Regions from separate parts of the Homo sapiens genome. Here region 2 is linked to region 1. The links are chromatin loops, found by intact Hi-C in ENCODE. Cell type or tissue: OCI-LY7. All regions are shown on one strand. Each heading gives the region's core, and the rest is flanking DNA. Links, peaks and the distances in the headings are about the cores only. Region 1 overlaps IGSF21 (immunoglobin superfamily member 21). Region 2 overlaps IGSF21 (immunoglobin superfamily member 21).

Region 1 (6,944 bases), core at 83-5,082:
AGTATGCTCTTGGAAAATCCCAGCATTAGAGACAGGGTTCAGGGTCACATGGCTTGCCCCTAAAGAGAGGGGCTCGGGGGCTCTTTCCCAGTTTAACAAATGCCCTCCCCTCTTGTGTTCTGGAAGGAGTGGGCTGAGGAGGAAGGAGGAGGGACTTATTCAGCCACCTGTGTCTCCATGACAGCCACTCTTTTTTTTTTTTTTTTTGAGACAGAGTCTCACTCTGTTGCTGAGGCTGGAGTGCAGCGGCACCATGTCAGCTCACTGCAACCTCCGTCTCCTGAGTTCAAGCAATTCTCCTGCCTCAACCTCCAGAGTAGCTGGGATTACAGGTGCCCACCACCACGACTGGCTAGTTTTTATATTTTTTTTAGTAGAGACCTCAGGGTTTCACTATGTTGGCCAGGCTGGTCTCGAACTCCTGACCTCAGGGTGATGCACCCACCTCGCCTCCCAAAGTGTTGGGATTACAGGCATGAGCCACCATGCCCGGCAGAAAGCCACTCTTCACTACACACCCTCGGTGTGCATTCCTGTAACCCCAGTGACCTCAGCTTCCCATTCTTTCACTCACCTGTTCATTCATTCATTCATTCACTCACCTGTTCATTCATTCATTCACTTGCCTGTTCATTCATTCATTCATTCATTCGTTCATTTCTTCATTCATAAACACCTCCTGCAGGCCAGGCCTGTGGACAGAGGGGTCATCAGGGAGTTCACAGAATGGGTGAGGTGGAGGTTGGGGTCAGGAGAGAAACATTAGCAGCAGGTGCTCGCTCAGCAGCAGGCTGCTGACATGGAGTGGAAATGGCACTGGCGTGCAGGCCGGGGAGCTCTGCCAGGGAGGGTCCAGGGCAGGCCCTGCCCAGAAGGGGACCCTGAGCCCTGCTTTGGAGGTTGAAGCAGAGCCTTCGGGGCAGACAGGAGGAGATCATGGGGGTCCCCAGGCATCAACAAGAAGGCAAGGCTTGGGTAGAGAGTGAGGGGGGTTCAGGACAAGTTCTGGGGGTGCTGTGTAGAAGGGCCTGGTGTGGGAGGGTCATGGCTCACACATGTGGAGTCTGGGTTTGGTAGTGGTTAGGCTCTGGAGTCAGACCTCTAGGTTCAAGTCAATTTGAGATCTCCTATCTCCCTGTCTCAGTCTCCTTACCTGTAAAATGAGGATAGCAATAGCACCACCATCTAGGGTGGAGGATGAATCGGGTTCTTCCCTATAAAGTGCTTAGAAGGTGTCTTTCACATAGTACACATGCTATAACTGAGTGCTGTTAGCTGTAAAATGCTAATAATGCATATTATTATTACTATTATTTTATTGGAGGGAAATGGAGAGCCATTGAAGGCTTCAAACAGGAGAGTGATCAGCTCCATTGGTATCAGAGAAATCCCCCTGGCTGCAGTGTGAACAGTAGAACTAGTGGCAATTGGGAAGAGGCATTGGGTTGGAGAGAAGAGACCACTTTTCCAGCCCCTCTTTCAGGGCTGCAAACTTGATTTTTGGATCCCACCAGTCAACAGGGCAGGTGTGGGGGGCGGGAGCATGGCAGAGTCCTATCTGATCCCAGTATCTGTGTACCTGTGTGTGAGGTTCTGGCCCACATCCCCTGCCTGTGACACCCCCTACAAGGTCTCCCCATGGTCATGCTCAGCACTCAGTCCCCGTGTCACCCCCCGGGCTGCCGGTCAGTGGGCACACCTGTGTAGACAGGTTGTGTCCAGCAAGGGCTCATCATGGGACAGATGCCCAGCTTGTACCAGTCTGGCTGACCAATGCAGTCAGAAGGGGCTGCCAGTCCTCGGAGAGGGCCCTTGCTGTGCCAATCTGCCTGGCCCACCCCACTTAGCAGGCGCTGTGCACAATTGGGCCTGTGTCAGCATGATCGGCCGCCGGCAGACCCGTGGCAGATCAGTGGCCTGCGCCAGCCTGCCCACCTGCTAAACGAGGGGCGGGTGCACCGGCAAACATTGCTAGGCTGGCATATCCTGTCTGCTGTAATTAACACATGGCATCAGGGCAGCCCAGCCCAGTGAAGCCTGTCTGTCCATCTGCCGGCTGTTCCTGGGAATCAGCACTTTACCACGAGCTCCAGCAGCCAGTTGGAGAGGAAGAACACTGAGCTGGGAGCTAGAAGACCTGGGCCCCATCTCTGCTCAGCCACTCACTGGTAGCGGATGCTGGGAAATTTGCATTCCCTCTCTGGGCCTTGGCTCCCCCATCTGTTAAATGGGGCCCAGGGGATGGCTGATTGCTAAGTTCTCTTCCTGCTGTTCTATGGGGGTGGCGTTAACACTAGGCAAATTCTGGGTGGCAGAATTCTACACTTGAGGGGTTACGATAGAGCATATGCAGGCCCTACTCATTGCTTCCTTCATTCCACAAAGAGTTACTGTGTCCCCACTATGTGCCAGAGATATTGCCATGAATTAGACAATGTCCCTCTTCTCCTAGAATCCACATTCTACTGTCAGGAGCCATATACCTTAAATTAAGGAAGATGGAAGAGATGTATCAGCTAGAGAGAATTGCCATGCAGACATTAACATAGGGTGATGGCTACAAGAGATGGGTGGCCAGGGGAGGGCAGCCTCAGAAGGTCACATGTAAGCTGAGATCCAAATGAGGAGGTGGGGCCCCGCTTGCTTAGAAGAATCAAGTTGCTTCCTGCCACGTCCCCATGGGCTCCTCTTTATTCACTGCTTCTCGTTTGATCCCAGGGTTGCCCGTCTGGGTAGTGCTGTCTGCATTTGACAGATGAGGCTCAGAGACAAGCCCTAGCTTAGTTCTATAGCTTCATGTTTTCTTCCCCCAACATTTGATTACGAACATTTCCCAACATGCAGGAAAGTGTAAAAATCTTTAAGGCAAACACCCATATACCCATTACCTGGCTTCCACAATTAAAATGTGAACATGGGCTGGGTGCAGTGGCTCGTGCCTGTAATCCCAGCACTTTTGGAGGCCGAGGCAGGCAGATTGCTTGAGCGAAGGAGTTTGAGATCAGCCTGGGCAACATGGTGAAACCCCATCTCTACAAAAAATATCAGAAAATTAGCCAGGCATGGTGGTATGTGCCTGTAGTCCCAGCTACTCAGGAGGCTGCAGTGGAAGGATTTCCTGAGCCCAGGAAGTTGAGGCTGTAATAAGCCAAGATCTCGCCACTGTACTCCAGCCTGGGTGACAGGACAAGACCCTGTCTCAAAACAAACAAACAAACAAACAAACAAACAAACAAACAAAAAAAACCTTACACCTGTAATCCCAGCACTTTGGGAGGCCGAGGCAGGCAGATCACTTAAGGTTAGGAGTTCGAGACCAGCCTGGTTAACATGGTGAAACCCCATCTCTACTAAAAATACAAACATTAGCCAGGTGTGTTGGGGGGGCGCCTGTAATCCCAGCTACTCAGGAGGCTGAGGCATGAGAATTGCTTGAACCTGGGAGTCAGAGGTTGCAGTGAGCTGAGATCGCGCCACTGCCCTCCAGCCTGGGCAACAGAGTGAGACTCTGTCTCAAAATAAAATAAATAAATAAATAAATAAATAAATAAATAAATAAATAAATGAATGCAGCCATGTTTGCTTTATCATATCTCCCCCCACCCTCCATTCATCCCTCTCGATGCAGCCACACAGCCTTATTTATTCGATGCCTTCCAAAGTGAGCTGCAGACACCTGTACAGTTTACTCCTAAACCTTCTATTTAGAGTTCAATATTTATTTACAATTCCTTTTCTTTTGAGGTCAAATTTACACACAATGAATTGCACAAATCTCAAGAGTACCACTCAGGGTTCTTTTTGAGTTTTGGCAAATGCGTGCACCAGTGTAAGCTGAGCCCTTCTCAGGATGCAGAACACTACCATTACTCCAGAAAATTCCCTCCGCTCCTTCCCAGCCAAACCTCACCCGAGAGATGATCGTTATTCTAATCTGTTTGTCACATTTTATCCTGTTCTAGAATTTCGTATCAACGAATTATACGGTACGTAGATTCCAGGGAAGGCTCTTTTCTCCCAGCATAATATTTTTTAGATCCACCCCTGCTGTGTGTGTACCATGGTTTATTCCTTTTAATCACTGAGTAGTATTCCATGTCAAGGAGACGCTATGTTTGTTAAGCTGTTCTTTTGTTAAAAGGCACCTGGACAGTTTCCAGTTGGGCTCTGCTATGCTTCAAGCTGCTAAGAACATTCTTGCACAAGTTTTCTTTTTTTTAAAAAAAGTCACGTTTTCATTTCTCTTGCTACTGCTTTGTTTGACAAAGGGTCAGTCCAATCCAACAAGGGTTCCCTGAGCACCTACTATGTGTCAGCCCCTGTGCTAGACACAGAGGTGAGTGAGTCTCAGCTAGGGCGGGGGAGTTTGGCCTCTGAAGGCCCCACGCAGGCACAGAGCATCAGAGTGTACAGGAGGGCCTGTCAGGACCAAGTGCTCCGTGCCTGGCACTGTATTTCATCCTTGCAACCACCCCACGGGATTCACGTTATGGCCCCAATCTTCAAAGGAGGCAACCGAGGCCAGAGTGATGGAGTGATCGGCCTGAGACAAGAGGCAGGAGCTGGGCCTCAAACTTGGGGTGACCCCAGCCTTTGTCCTGCACGATGCAGGGGTGACATCTTTTCTTTGTTCTGCACAATGCAGAAGCAACAGCCCAGGGAGGCCAGGCGATCTATTCAAGGCCACCAGGCAGTACGGTGACAAGAACACAGGCCCCTGGGTCTCTCAGTCCTGTCTCTTTCCCCAACACCATCTTGGAGACTTCAGAAAAGGTCTACACATTTGTTGAACCAGCATTTATTTCCAGAAATTGGGCTGGGAGAGATGAGTTATATAAAAGTTCTGATAATTTGTATGTATGAGTGTCCTTGTGTGTGGCCCATCTGACTGGTCCCATGCACCTGTTAGTCCAGGACCACCAAACGATGGCCCCAGGAGCCAAGGAGAGAGCCCCTGGCAGGCAGCGGGAAGGGTGGGACCAGTGTTGAGACAGGGAGTCTATGCAGGTCCAAGTCATCTAATTAAAAACAGAAACCCCAGTGTAGATCAAATTAACACAATCTGCAGGACAAATTTGGCCCCAGACAATGGCTTGTGACCCCAGCTCTCAGCAAATGAAGAAGGTGATGATAATGAGAGGAAGGAATGTGTGGTAGATGAAAGATGGCACATATTCTTTGAGATTCCTGCATTAGAGATGGCGGGGGTCGGGGGGTCTACGATCTCTCCCTTTGAAACTAGACATGTTTGGAGACTGCTTTGACCAATAGAATTGGCGGACGTGGCAGACGTGTGCCAATCTCCAAGCCCAAGCCTTAGGGGCTGGAAGCTTTCATTCAGGGCTCTGGGAACAAGTACATCCTGAGCTGCTGCTTAAGACATCCCATTGTGGTGCTAGAGAGGCCACCTGGAGAAGGAGGGGGACCTTGCTGAGCCAGCCTTCTAGCCATGCCTGCAGGTGGGTAAAGCTGCCTTGACCCCTGCAGACCAGATCAGCCGCCCACTGAATACTACCCAGTGATCCCAGCAGACACCAGGGGAAGCATTAGAATTGCTCAGCCAGAACAGTGGTCAACTTCTTGCCAAGGAGGAGCCCTGTTCAGCACCCACCTTTGCAAGAGGAAGTGTGGATGCAACTTCCATCTGTTACAAGGCTCTATTTGACTGAAGCCATTTGGGTTGGGGGAAGATGGTTGTGCCAGGCAGGGCACAGCAGGAAACAGATATTCCTTGAAAAGATCATAAATAAGAAGACCTTAATTCCAAGGTGATTTACAAAGATATGGGCACGGCGGAGAAATTCCAATAAGGCATGAGGCAACACTGGGGCAGAGACCGGTGGGGACTGTAGTCCTCTTAGGAGAAAAGGGAAGGGGGCAAAGGAGTGGGAGGTCTCCCTGAATCCAAGAGAGCAGCAGCTGAAGAAGAATTCCACCCAAAAGCTTGGGTGGAGGGACCCAGGGGCCCCACTGGGAGGAGCTGGGGAATAAAGACTTTGGCCGCATTTCCATCTGGCTTCCTGTCTCCTGCAGGTGTCTGTGCAATGGAAGGGCAGATGACACAGACTTTAGTCCAGGAATCTAAGGGGTTGGGGTTGAGCGGACACCTAGCATGGAAGGTTTCCATGAGCCCTTGTTCTCATTTTGCTGTTCCATAGTTGGGTGAGGTGAGGTTCCTTTCCCCACTGCTCCCCCATCAGATAGTTCCAGGTGAGCATGGGGAGAACAGCATCGTCAGAGAGAGGGTCCCATTAAACTGCCATGTGTCTTCTTATGGCTGCTGCATGTCTGATCACCAAGACACTCCCGGTGGGAGAGGCAGCTGGGCCCACCTCTGCTTCTCATCACAGCCAGGCTCCAAGAATGGGACGGGATTGCTGAGACGGGAAGGTCAGTTCTCCATCCCCTTGGCTTGGGGAGTAGATCCGAGGCTGGTCTTTCTGGAGGTTTGGCTTGGGGATTGGAGACGCCAAGCCCCAGCTTAGATCCCTGGGTCAAGACTGCCTCCCAGATCTACTCCCAGTGTGGTTTCCCAGGGAAGAGCATGAGCGCAACTTCTAACTCTGCCCAGAGCCTGCAAGAGCTGCACAAAGACCTGTGCCTACAAGGGCTCTGCAGTTGGTTTAAGACTCTGCTTCTGAAATTTGAAATTTGTAATCGGTTTTTAAGAAGAGGCCCCTGTTTTCATTCTGCATTGGGCCACACAATTTAGGTAGCCACTTCTTTTTTGTTTGTTTGTTTTTGTTTTTTCAGAGTCTTACTCTATCACCCAGGCTGGAGTGCAGTGGCGCGATTTCGGCTTACTACAACCTCTGTCTCCCAGGCTCAAGCGATTCTCTTGCCTCAGCCTTCCCTAGTAGCTGGGATTCCAGGTGCATGCCACCACATCCAGCTAATTTTCATATTTTTAGTAGAGATGGGGTTTCACCGTGTTGGCCAGGCAG
Region 2 (7,246 bases), core at 1,069-6,068, 44 kb after region 1:
GAAGAATCTGCTGGAAATCACACTTTGGGCTTAATATACTTCCGGATTCCATGTGCTCGGAGGCCCCAACAGTAGTAGCTCAGGCCAGGACTCTCACCCCTGAGAAAGCATTGTTCAAGCCTCAGCTGGGGGGTGCCCTGACCTGGGAGGCACCCACCTCTTCCATTAGCTCTGAGTCTTCTGGGGAAAAGATAGCGGGGTGGGGAGGTTGACCGCAAGGTGGGAGAGAGGCTGCATATTCCTTAGAGACCATCTCACTGCACGCTTTTATTTTACCTATGAAGATCCTGGAGCTCAGAGAGGGGTTGTGGTTTTTTCAAGATCACACAGCAGGATGGTGTGTCCCAGGCCCTTGCTCTTTTCTTTTCTTGGTAAGTGAAGTGAGCTGAGCCATCAGTGTGTTATCCTTAGATATGCCGTGTCTTTCTCACCCATGCAGTGTGGGAGCCCATCACTGGTGGACTCTGCATGTGGTCTAACAAAACACCTGGTTATTTGGGTGTCCACTTCAGCTGTTGGCACCCCCTCTCAAGAGTTTGGAAGCCAAGAGCTCTTATCAACCCCATGTGGACCAGGGAAGTGGTCTCCTTGCCATTATCAGAAACTGATCTTAATCCCCAAGAGAAGATGGATTTGCTTGGTCAAAAACCGCTCCCCTTCAAGCCAGGGAGAACAGTGATGTGTGGCCAAAGCCAGTCTTCCCCCACCACCCTGCTTCTTATCTCCTCTTCCCGTCCAAGGGCATCTGTGCACAAATCCAGGCTGACTGAGCTGTGGTGTCTGGACGGATCCCAATCACACAGCAGCTCTTCCTGCCTAAGGTTGACTGCCTCACCTCTCACCCCCATTCCCCACTGCACTCCTTGGAAGCTCGTGGACCACTCATGGGCCATCTGGCACAACCTCGCAGCTACAGGGTCTGGTAGAGCCAACCTAAATATGGACCTTGATGACCCAAGAGTGGAGATAATGAGATGCCCTACACATTTCACACTCAGCGAACACCTGCATGCCTGCTGTTGCATTTCCTGGGTTTTTCAGTTGGGGCATGGGGGCATCACAGAGTCCTTTGAGAATATTCTGCACCTTTCTCCCACAAAAACACACACAACATATTAGGCATATTTTCTGGGGTTTGAGCACCCCCAGAAGCCCATCCACATATTTCCTAGGGACCCTGAGGCCCCCACATAGAATCCCTGGCCCAAGGATCATTCATAAATGAAGGGCTAGAGCGGGATCTTTCTTTCAAATACCAAATATATTGTTTAATTACATTGGAATCCCCTAAACTCTCTGGGAAGCCACTTTCACATTTTCAAGGAGGAGTGCAAGGCTGCTACCAGTTCCAGATTGAAAGGCTAAAGACAATGGACTTGTAATTTTATGAATGACACATAGGAGAAGCGGAAAAATAAAACTCCGCAAGAGATGCAAAGATGAATAACTAAGCTACCAGGTGCTGTCTCTCTAATTGAAGAATGTACAAAACGCTGAGAGAACACAGCAGGTGATCTCTTAATTCTGCTTTGGTGAGAGGGGTCAGAAGGCTTCACAGAGGAGAGAATGAGTAAGATTTGCCCAGGCGGAAAAGAGAAGATGAAGTAATATATGTGAAGCCTATTTCCCCTGCGCCACGGGGGACAGAAGCAGCTCGTCTGTGGGGCTTTTCGTCTGTTTTGCACAAATCTTTGTGAGATCCTTAGGGAAAGTGCAGTCAAGCCCATTGGCCAGGTGATGAAACAGAACTTAACAACTTGATGATGGGCAACTGGACGGGAAGCGCTCCCCTCGAGGGGAGTGGGCCCACCTGTCCTTCTTTATACCTTCAGACCTGTGTACAGTGCCTAGGAAGTTTTGGGAATAGTTGTCATCCAAGGCCACTGAGTTAATTAAATGGTAGAGCAGGATTTTTCTTTCAAATACCAAATGCATTTTTTAATTACACTAGAATCCCCTAAACGCTCTCGGCTGCCACTTTCACATTCTCGATGAGGAGAGCGAGGCTGCCACCAGTCCCAGATTGAAAGGCTAAGGATGGTAGGAAAAGACAGTGGGCTTGTAATTTTATGAATGACATGCAAATAGGAGTGGATTCAATAGAAGCAATTGGGTCTTCATGTTACTTGCAAAGGTTTGTTCAGATGTTCAAGCTCAAAACTCTTTACTAGACAAAATCTCAAGGCCATGTTACTGCTGATCTCAATGCACCCCTCAGCCCACTCTAGCTAGGCATTAGCCCCCACGACCTCCAAGGAATCTGCCCTTGCCCAGGTCCCCAGTGGGCTCCATATGTTACCAAGTTCATGGTCATTTCTCTGCTCTCAAGTCACTCACTGGAGTGTGAGACACAGCTAGCTGACAGCTGACTCTACTATTTCTGAAACCACTTTCTTTTCTTGGAATCCAGGACACTCCACTCCTCACCGTCTTCACATCTTGCTGGCTGTTCCTCCTCCTTCTCAGCCTCTCTGTTGGTCTACTTTTCTATCTCTAAATATTGGAGTGCCCAAGGGTCTAGCACTGGGTACCATCCATTCTCTGACAATGCCAAGTATAAGTCTCCAGGCTTCACCTCTCCCCAACATTCCAGATTTGTGGCCTCAATAGCGGCTGCAGCAGCTCCATCTCCATGTCTTAGAGGCACTCCCAGCTTAACATAGCCAACAGAGAGTGCTTGACGCCTGTCCCTGTGTAATAGTCTGTTCTTACACTGCTAATAAAGACAAACCTGGGACTGGGTAATTTATAAAAGGACAGTTTAATGAACTCACAGTTCCACATGGCTGAGGAGGCCTCACAGTCATGGTGGAAGGCAAATGAGAATCAAAGTCACATCTTACATGGTGGCAGGCAAGAGGATCTTGTGCAGGGGAACTCCCATTTATAAAACCATCAGATCTCATGAGACTTATTCACTACCAGGAGAACAGTATGGGGGAAGCTGCCCCCATGATTCAATTATCTCCACCTGGCCCCACCCTTGACACATGGAAATTATTACAATTCAAACTGAGATTTGGGTGGGGACATAGCCAAACCATATCACCTTGCAACCTGCTTCTCCTGTCCTGTCCTCCCTGTCTCATTAAATAGCACTGCTCCTGCAAACCCAGCCGAAGCCCCAAAGCAGGGAGTCATCCTGAATCCCCCCTTCTCTCATCCCTTCCACATGTTAGCAAGCCCTTAACTTCTACCTGCAAATCATAAGCAGAACATTTTTCCCTTCCATCATCTCCACTACCACCATCCTGGTAGTCAACCAAACCACTGTTGCCTCTTGCCTGAACTATTCTAACCTCCAAGTGACCCCTCTGCTGCCAGTTTCTCACCTCCTCTGCAAACCATTCTCCACCCAGAAGTGACCTTTTTAATAAAGTAAACCAGACCCTGTTACTTCTCTGCTTAAACTCAATGCTTCCTGGTGCCCTTAGAATAACTCCAGATTCAGTTTCTTACAGCACAGGGCCTGGTATGAACGGTCTCTGCCCATTTTTCCAACATCACCCCCTATTCGTTTTGTTCCAGCCACATGCACTTTCTGTTATTTGAACACACAAAGCTTTTTCCCACAGAACTGTCTTGCATTTGCTTTCCCCTCTGCCTGGATTATTCTGCCTTCTTCCCTTGGCATGGTAGGTTTCCTGTTGCCTTTGCGATCTCAGCTTAAATGTCTTTTCCTGACCACACAATCTCTTTCTATCCCACCACTCGATTTTAATTATATGCACTGCGCTTATCATTAGCTGGTATCTTCCTTATTTGTTTATCTTTTTAACTCCTCCCCCATGGTAAACTGTGTGAGCACAGGATCTTGTCTTCTTCCTTGATGAAATCCCAGTGCCTAGAACCATCCTGGTTTCATAAATATGTGTTGAATTAATGTTGGATGAGTGCATGGAACAGCTCCCTCTATCAGAGTTTCACAAACGCCATGACATGCTCCGTGGCTGGGTTGAGTGCGTCACTGTCATCTGGGGAACTCGTTAAAAGTACAAATGCCCTGAGGCTCCAGTCCTGGAAATTCAGATTCAATAACTGTAGAATGAGTCTCAGACAACAGTGTATTTTTAGTGGCCTCTGAGAAGTCTAATGAGCTGTCAGAGTCAGGTACCCCTGCCGGTTTCCAATAGAACTTCCATTAAAGATCAAGGATCAGGGCTGCAATGATTGTGATTCACACTCTGGCCTCTAGAGGGAGCTGAAGGTTTCTCCCATCACCCCATCCCCAGGAGGAGGAGCTCAGTGTGATGAGTCTGGATGGTTACAACTTAACAGCTGTGGTTAGGGGTGGAGTTTTCCTTGGGGTTGAATTAAAGGATTGTGATATGGTTTGGCTGTGCCCCCACCCAAATCTCGTCTTGAACTGTGGTTCCCAAGTTCGTGAAAGGGACTCGGTGGGAGGTGATTGGATCATGGAGATGGTTTTCCCCATGCTGTTCTCATGATAGTGAGTTCTCACAAGACATGATGGTTTTATAAGCACCTGGCATTTCCCCTGCTGGCACTTCTCCCTGCCACCATGTGAAGAAGGACGTGTTCGCTTCCCCTTCCACCATGATTGTAAGTTTCCTGAGGCCTCCCCAGCCCTGCAGAATTGTGAGTTAATTAAACCTCTTTCCTTTATAAATTACCCAGTATTAAGCAGTTCTTTATAGCAGCATAAGAACAGACGAATACAGATTACAATGGAAGTAGACCTGGGAACTTGTTCTTATTTCCTGTTTATGTGTTATTACATTTGTTGTAAAATCAACTATTGTTTGGTGGGCCCTCTCTGGCTGCCTTCTCTTCCTTCCCATGTGACTGATATGATAAGACTGAGCACTGGACATACCTCATCAGGGAGAACCTGGCTCTTTGGAAGGCCAGGGGTTGGGGAAGGAGGCCTAGACAAGGCAAGTTGGGTTGGCTCAACCCTGGCTTTTGTCTTCCTCACTCACATCCTTTTCCAGACTTATATCTGTAAGATCTGAACTCAAGATCAGAATGTGGGGTCAGAGGAGTAGCAAAGAGCAGCCAGGATGAGTGGCTGCCAAGCAAGAAGGGCCAAAGGGGTTGTCTAGACCCATCCTCTGGGACCTTGGTGCTGGTCTCTCTTGGTCACCCGAGAGTGTACCTACCTTCTTGCCCTTATGATATGGTTGGACTGTATTGTTTCCTGTCTCCTTAGGATCATCATTTTCAGTTTTGCTTCAAATAATGAAACATTGTGAAGGGCTGGGACTGAGAGAGAGCCAATGATAGTAAAGCCATTTTGAAATAGCTCCCTGTTTCAGGGAGAGCTAAAATCCATTGAAATGGCTTAACTGTGTTAAGCCACTGGGTTTCCAAGAATTGAAACCCAGTGAGTTCACCAGCATAACCATTTAAAGCGTTGTCTCTGCCCATATCCCTTGGGAATGCAGGTGGTAGGATGGAATTCAAGGAATCTAACCGTGGTGATCCTCCCCAAATACCTTCCCCTCTTATTCTATAATTTCCCTCTCTAGATCCTGTAAGCTATCAACAGACATGAAATGACAATAGCTATCATTGAATAGGTGCCACAATGAGCTGAACAATGGGGTCTTTTGGTTGCAGACATTATCTCATTTAAGCTTACAAAATACATGTTTTCATGCCCAATTTCAGGTGAAGTTTCTAAAAGGCTGAAAGGTTAGGTCACCACCCAAGGTCAAACTCACACACAGGTATTCTGATGCTCAAGTCCTCTCTCTTCCTACCTCAGCCTTCCCAGCCTCTAGTCTCAATTCCTTTTCAAATGGTCCCAAGCAACCACAAACCCTCATTGCAGAGGCATCCAGCAGAACCCAGAGGGGACGATCACCTGGCGAGGTCGCATCATCTGCACCACAAAACACACACCCAGGTATGCATCTTCCCACATGGTGAAAAAGGTGAGATAAAGGGGTACTGAAAGCAGGGATGTTATCACTGTTTGTAGATCTCCTTCTCTCTCTATCTGGCTCTCTTTTCTGTGGCCTTGTAACCTGGGCCCAGAGTGGCTCCTGGGAACAAATTGTAAAAGAAGGAGAGAAAACAAAGGAGGGATGATAAAAACTGCTGTAAAAGGTTAAACTCCCATGATTCTCTGTGGCTGTTTAATGGAGTTCCATGATATAAACAGACCTTCGGCTTTGCCTGCTGGGCAGGCGGCCTCCAACCAAATGAGTTCAGACAGTGTTTCCTAATAAGAAATGTTCCCTTTTCCTTCATACTTAACAAAGCCCCCTGAGTATCCAAAGACCCACACTCCCCACCCCCTGACCAACAGATACTATCAACATTACACAGATGCCCACATGAGACAGAAGTGGGCTACATAGCATGGTCTGTCAACAGGTGCACATTATAGCTCCATGATTTGTTAATTTAGCAAATGTTCACTGAGGTGACTCTGCTCTAGGTGTCAAGAATACAGCAGGAGAAAAGACAGTCTTTGCTCTTCAGATAGTCATGGTCCAGGGGCAGGTATTTTGACATGATGAGGTAAGCACTAGTGTAAAGACCCACACAGAGGATTCATGGAGGAGGGTGTGCCTACAGCTTTCTGGAGAAGTCAGGGAAGGCAACATGACCCGAGACACAGTCTCTTCGAATGGCCTCAGTTTCTTCATCTGGAAAATAGAATTAATCATAGTATCTACCTTTCAGTGAAAATATGAAAATGAAATGTCATCACGTATGTAAAGCACTTGATCTAGTGCTCACACATAGTAAAGGCTCAATAATGTCAGCCACTCAAATTAGTATAAGCAGCATTAATAAATAAGTCCCCAGTTACAGATGTAAATAGGAATGATTAAGTAAAGAACATTATTTATTATTCATTTTCTTGAACCAAGTCCCAACTTAAGTGCTAGGGTAGATTAGTTATTAGCTGACAGCCTCCTACTGGTGAAATATGGAATTGCACCCCTACTCTATTAGCCAAAAAAAAGCTGTCTGGAGCTTATCTATATGAGCTGTGAAGATGAAGCCTGGACACTCAAATCTGGGAGATGAACCCATGTAACAGTGGAGAAAGCAGAGGGGGATGGTGAAAAGCATCCTCAAGTTGGACAGGGCTTTAATAGACAACTACGATACTCAGCACCTTAGAGGGATGACAACTCTCTTGACATCTTTATGTTTTCAAAGAAGTGATTTGAGCATGATGACCATCTCCCTTTTTTCACCCTCCCTCACCACACACACACACACACACACACACACACACACACACACGATCTAATGATGTCAG

Evidence for each region. Peaks named below come from ENCODE experiments on the same cell type or tissue, not always from the same donor. Only the 100,000 strongest peaks of a DNase experiment are listed, where the experiment ranks them.
Region 2: a loop joins it to region 1, with 2.2 times the contacts of the local background. A loop is called at or near these places in 3 of 110 quality-filtered maps.

Annotation. Positions count from the first base shown.
Region 1 is chr1:18,274,829-18,281,772 of GRCh38, reverse strand. The region is part of intron 2 of IGSF21 (immunoglobin superfamily member 21); the gene reads right to left. Among named protein-coding and RNA genes, the nearest start is that of IGSF21-AS1, 100 kb to the right of the region's middle. RefSeq lists enhancers at 372-885, 886-1,400. In OCI-LY7, for the core only: no CTCF peak of the experiment used is centred there; DNase peaks (open chromatin) are centred at 162, 2,222 and 2,632; H3K4me3 peaks cover 2,611 bases; H3K27ac peaks cover 4,293 bases.
Region 2 is chr1:18,231,907-18,239,152 of GRCh38, reverse strand. All of the region lies in intron 2 of IGSF21 (immunoglobin superfamily member 21), which reads right to left. Among named protein-coding and RNA genes, the nearest start is that of IGSF21-AS1, 59 kb to the right of the region's middle. In OCI-LY7, for the core only: CTCF peaks have their summits at 3,976 and 4,181 (motif pointing right); a DNase peak (open chromatin) is centred at 4,212.